Linked DNA regions of Homo sapiens: region 2 is linked to region 1. The links are chromatin loops, found by intact Hi-C in ENCODE. Cell type or tissue: dorsolateral prefrontal cortex. All regions are shown on one strand. Each heading gives the region's core, and the rest is flanking DNA. Links, peaks and the distances in the headings are about the cores only.

Region 1 (2,910 bases), core at 100-2,599:
TTGCAGGAGCTATGGCAGAGGGCAGCAGACGGGCAGACGATGGCACCACTGAGGGGCTTGGCAGCTGCAGGCCCTCATGAAACGCCCCAGCTCCAGCCTAGCTCCAGCTGAGGGTTGCCGAGAAGAAATGTGGACCCAGTGTTGCGTTTCTGATTTTTTACAAGAGAAGCCAAAACTCCCATATTTTAATGGAAATCCTCCAAATTTTTAAAATGTTGGCATCAAAATATCATCTTTTTTTTTTTTTACAGCTCTTGCCAACATCTGCAGGTTCGATTCAGCCCATGGGGTGCCAGTTTTAGATGGTAGCTGGATCTATTTCTATTTTAGCATTTGTAATAATTGATTTCACGTCACTGTTTATGTCACTCTCCTCATTAGCCTTGGAGGAATGGCCTTGCCGTATTTACGGCCATATCCCCTGTGGCTGGCCCCATGCTTTGCATACAGAGGATGCTTAATAAATGTCAGTTAAATGAATGAGTTGGAGTGTTAGAAGCAAATCAGTGGCCTGCAGAAGGGTCTGAGGATTCTAGAAGGGGATCAGGACCTGTTAGCTGGGGAGGGAACAGCCAGTGAGTCTTCGGGAGGTGGGACAGATGGGGCAGGCCCCTGTCATTTTCCCCTTCCCGGCTGGCCATTAGTAATTTAAATTCCGCCACATCCTTTGCATGTTGCTAGAAGCCTGGGCTGGGGGAGTCTGCAGGCCATCAGGCCTTTCATACAAATGAGCCTGGCCCCAGGCACAGGGCCAAGTAGAAATTGGGCTTTAGGGAGGTGGGAAGAGGTAAGAATTTTAATAAGTTCAATAAAAATTGGAAATAAAACCTACGCTGGAGGAACTGCTGGTTTCTGGCAGTTTTTAAGGGACTTAGTGGAGTGAGTGTAGCAAGGGATGCTGGGAATTTCTGGGCCTGGTCTCGCGAGAAACGCAAGGAGGTTGGGACAGGACTGCTAGGCCCAGGCTCCGACTCAGCCGGAAAGCTGGACTTTGAGGGGCGTGGCCAGGAAGTGGCTGGCCTCAGGGGGCGTGGCCTCAGGGGGCGTGGCCTCAGGAGGAAGCCGAGTGGGTGGGTGGGGCCGCCGGAGATCCTCAGGGTGGGTGCGCTGCAGGTACCCTCCTCCTGGTGGCCAGTAGAGGGCAGCACAGGCATAGGATCCAGCTCCCCAGGGAGTGGGTTGGGTGGGGAACCCAGCAGGGAAACCGAGGCCAAAGCCCTGTCGTAGGGGAAAGGCTGAGCTCCTGGAGTCTCTGACACACAGTGAGCAAGGGCTCAGTGGGGAGAGTCTAACTCCTGTCTGCCCAGCGACTGGAAGTAGCCAGGCTCTGAGGACCACCTGCCACAGCTCATGGGGCAGCGCTCACTGATCTGCCCTGCCCCTGAGCCATAGAGGTGGGAGCCAGGCCCACCCTCTGCCTCCCAGTGGCTCCCACCTCTTTGTCAATGTGCCAGGTCCTTTACTCAGGCATCTCATCCCCATTTTAGAGATGAGGAGAAGGAGGCTTAGAGAGGTTAACTAACATGCCTGAGGTCACACAGCATGAGTGGGAGAGCTGGGCTGAGAGCCATGCAGTGCCTGCCTGCATAAGCACTGCATCACCTGCTGTGCGCTGAACTGAGCTTGTGCATTGATCTGGGTGGGCGTCTATTCCTGCCCCTCCTCCTAGAGCATGAGTCTTAGGGCAGGACTTGGTCTATCTGGGTGATCCCTGTATCCCTAGTACCACAGACATCAAGGTGGCCTCTGTAAATACTTGTTGAAGGAATGAGTGTTACAGAAACTGTGGTAGGAGAGGATTGGAAGACACATTTGAATCTTTCTGCCCCTTCAAATAGGCACTCTCTCCTCTGCCCCCGGGCCAGGGTGGGCCACTGGTGGGGAATGCAGGGGGGTTGGCGTGAGCTGCATTCATCACCCTGAACCCTCTAATAAATGCTCCATTGTAGGTCTAGAAAAGTGAAAGTGAGGGCCGGTTTCGGTGGCTCATGCTTGTAATCCCAGCACTTTGGGAGGCTGAGGCGGGAGGATCACATGAGGTCAGGAGTTCGACCCCAGCCTGGCCAACGCGGTGAAACCCTGATTCTACTAAAAATACATAAATTAACCTGGCATGGTGGTGCAAGTCTGTAGTCCCAGCTACTTGGAAGGTTGAGGCAGGAAAATGGCTTGAACCTGGGGGGCGGAGGTTGAAGTGAGCCAAGATCACACCACTGCATTCCAGCCTAGGTGACTGAGCAAGACTCTGTCTCGAAAAAATTAAAAAAGAAAAGTGAAAGTGAGAGCCTGCATTTGGGTAGGGGTGGAGGGCAGATTGCTCAGGTGTGGATCCTGGCCTCAACACCAGGTGTGTGCTTTGGGCCAAATTTTCCATCTTTCTGAGCCTCAGTTACTTACTCCTTCTCCAAAATGGGATAATAGTCAGACTACTGGTGGGGTTGTGCAGATTAAAGGAGTGAGCACATATAAAGTGCCCAGCACAGTGATTGATACATGGTTGGCTCTGAGGATGATGACTGTAACAGAATTGGTAATATTGTGGCAGCACTGAGACTTTCATGGTATTTAAGTATGTAATGATTTGGTATTACAGTGACACTGTATGTAGTTCATGTAACGGGAGAGGGGGTGTGGACAAGATTAATTACAGAAAGGGAAGAATGTATCTGTGTGTGAGAGGACAGACAGAGAGAGGCAGAGAGATATACAGGACATACAGAGATATACAGAGAGGCAGAGAGATATACAGAGAAAAACAGAGGTGGAAAATAGAAAGATACACAGGAAGGCAGAACTAGAGAGAGACACAGAGAGAGAGAAACAGAAACTAAGAGTGTATTTGGCCAGATGCGGTGGCTCACAACTGTAATCCCAGCACTTTGGGAGGCCAAGGTGGGAGGATCACTTGAG
Region 2 (2,910 bases), core at 110-2,609, 180 kb after region 1:
AAGCTCATTCACCATTTCCCGCATGAAGCACTTATAAAATTTGTCTAAAAAGAACCATGTGGTGACCCTTATCTTTTTACTGCCAATCTTTGGGCAAGAGCCTGTTCCTCTTATGCCTCATCAGTCTGGGGCTGGGATGGAACAAGAGGCCTCTGAGATAGCTTGGAAGCTCGTCTCATGACCTGTGAGCAGGCGGGATGATCTGTCCTTGGCTGCTGCAGCCCTATGCTCACTTCCTCTTGGACAAGGAGAGTCACAAAGGCATCTTTCTCCAGTAGAGACCAGTTTTATCTGCACAGACCCTTTTGCCCCTGAGCGTCTTTCATTTGGGAGGAAATGCTCCTCCAGCAACATGATCATCAGGTGCTGTCTGTGCCCTTTGAGTCATATTATGCTAAGAACATGCTTTTAAAAATTAAATCACCCTTTCTCCAAGTGAAGGTCAATGCTGCAGCTCCACTACCAGAGCTTTTCCCATCCTGGCTTTCCAGAACCGTCCTACATGGCGCCCCAGTTCTCCAAAATCACGTTCCCTCTGTGCACTCCCTCACACCGCACACACGTGCACACGAGGTAACCACCTTTTAATTCTTTTTGATGCTCTCATCGCTCACTTGGGCGAATGCTAGCCTGAATACCCCATGATGGTGGATTTATTCCCATCACAGACCTAGAGGATGGTGGATCTATTCACACAGTCCATTTGTGCCACCAGCAAAAGCCAAATTGCACATTTTAACTTCTCCCAAACTGCTCTTTTCTGGTTGAGAACCATCCCTCTTCCGATAACTTTGCTTTATCTTCACTTCACCAGTGTTTGGCTTTCTTCTCTCTCACAGAGAAACAAAAGGTGTATCAATTCAGGAAATTTACCATGAATGCAACACATGTCACACAGAAGACGTGAGGGCACGAGGCTGCCGGTCGGCTCACCAGCCACCAGCTGTGACTTGAAAAGCTCAAATTCAGAGTCTCAGCAAAATTACCCCTTTCTACATGCAAGGGGCCTTGGAGGTCACCTGGGAAGCCACCGAAATGGCGAATATGAAATTTAAGGACAACAAGGGTCTATTATAGCAATCATAAACCGGCAGCCCACAGGCATAACCTGCCTACAGAGATGTATTGTGTCACTTTCACTTTTTTAGAAAAATTGAAAATAGATGCCAAGCTCAAAAAAAAAGGAAATCCACCTGAAAATTGGGATTCCTGGCATCTCCTGAAAAGTAATACCATCTGGCAACCCTGGAACAGTATTCATATGTGGGAACCATCGGCTGGAGCTAGGTGATGGCGCCCCCTTTCGACAGGGCTGAAATGCTCCAGTTTCCACAGTGCACCCCACTCCCTGTGGTCACATGCCTGGTAGGCCTTGAAACTGTACACTATGTTGTGTGGCAAAAAGTCCAGGGAAATGGTAGACATAGCCTTGTTTTGTCTTCAGATGTCCACACTCACTTCTAAAAGCCAAGAGGGAGGTGGGGAAGGGAGAGTGTGCCCTGGGACAATGTTCTAGGCCTGAGTGCTCCAAAGCCTCCATGCATTTCCAAATGGGCCAACGTCATCAGGCTACCTGCTTCCTATGGCATCGGGAACTGCAACAAGTGGCCACGAATTCCTCCCACCCCTGTATGTGGACCGCTGCAATGTGGTTTTGCAGCATTTTCCATTAGGAGCTAGTGTCTGTTTCTCTAGCTGGGCTTGGCCTGGTGGCTTTCATTTTATTTTTATTTATTTTTCTATCTATCTATCTATCTATCTATCATCTATCTATCTATCTATCTATCTATCTATCTATCTATCTATCTATCTGAGATGGGGTCTCACTCTGTCACCCGGGCTGGAGTGCCATGGAATGAGTATGGCTCACTGCAGCCTTGACTTCCCTGTGCTCAAGTCATCCTCTTGCCTCAGCCTCCTGTGTAGCTGGGACCACAGGCATGCACCACATCACCCAGCTAGTTTTATTATTATTATTATTATTATTTGTAGAGATGAGGTATCACTTTGTTGCCCAGGCTGGTCTTGAACTCCCAGGCTCAAGTGATCCTCTCGCCTCGGACTCCCAAAGTGCTAGGCTTACACGCATGAGGCACTGCAGCCGGCCCTGCCTGGTGACTTTCTTTGGCTAACAGGACATTAGCAATCATGACCAAGCAGTCTTTAAAAAGCACCCAGGCATGGGCTTGTCCTCTCTTGCTGCCCTGAAATCACCAGTGCTAGAGAATAAGACTCTATGGGGCCAAGATGGGCTGTCCTAGCCAAGGTCCTCAGGACAAACAAAACTGCCAGACATGTGAGTAAGGCTGTCCTAGACCATCTGGCCCAGCCACCTGCTAGCTCACTACAGAACAGCCCAGTCCACCCACAGACTCATGAGCAATCATAAAACGGTTGCTGTTTTAAGCCACTACATTTTGGGGTGGGTTGTCAGGCAGTAATAGTTAGCCGACAGACCTGGCTTGTTAAGGCCTGTGTTCTTCTCATCTCTAAAGCTGCTTTTGGGACTTTTCTTGATGGCAGGTGCTGTCTGCAGCCCTGTCATCATTCTGCCACTGTCTCTCCCTGAGCCCAGGAGTGCGGGTGATTTTCAAGGACAGCAATCAAGGCCCCCAGACTAAATGACTTCTACTCTTGGATGTTACAGTCCATTGCTCTACACTGCCTCCGTAGAATCTGTGGCAAAATGTCCTATGTGGTTGACTTTTTTTTTTTTTTAGACGGAGTCTCACTCTGTCATCCAGGCTGGAGTCCAGTGGCGTGATCTCACTGCAACCTCCACCTCCTAGGTTCAAGTGATTCTCCAACCTCAGCCTCCTGAGTAGCTGGGACTACAGGCACATGCCACCACACCCAGCTAATTTTCATATTTTTAGTAGAGATGGGGTTCTGACATGTTGGCCAGGCTGG

What was found. Hi-C counts contacts between places; a loop is a spot of excess contacts. Peaks named below come from ENCODE experiments on the same cell type or tissue, not always from the same donor. Only the 100,000 strongest peaks of a DNase experiment are listed, where the experiment ranks them.
Region 2: a loop joins it to region 1, with 4 times the contacts of the local background. A loop is called at or near these places in 11 of 110 quality-filtered maps.

Annotation. Positions count from the first base shown.
Region 1 is chr16:27,865,932-27,868,841 of GRCh38, reverse strand. The region is part of intron 3 of GSG1L (GSG1 like); the gene reads left to right. Among named protein-coding and RNA genes, the nearest start is that of GSG1L, 200 kb to the left of the region's middle. RefSeq lists an enhancer at 1,327-1,828. In dorsolateral prefrontal cortex, for the core only: a CTCF peak has its summit at 1,129 (motif pointing right); a DNase peak (open chromatin) is centred at 1,061.
Region 2 is chr16:27,689,218-27,692,127 of GRCh38, reverse strand. The region is part of intron 8 of KATNIP (katanin interacting protein); the gene reads right to left. Among named protein-coding and RNA genes, the nearest start is that of KATNIP, 140 kb to the right of the region's middle. In dorsolateral prefrontal cortex, for the core only: a CTCF peak has its summit at 1,297; DNase peaks (open chromatin) are centred at 186, 1,317 and 2,307; H3K27ac peaks cover 2,352 bases.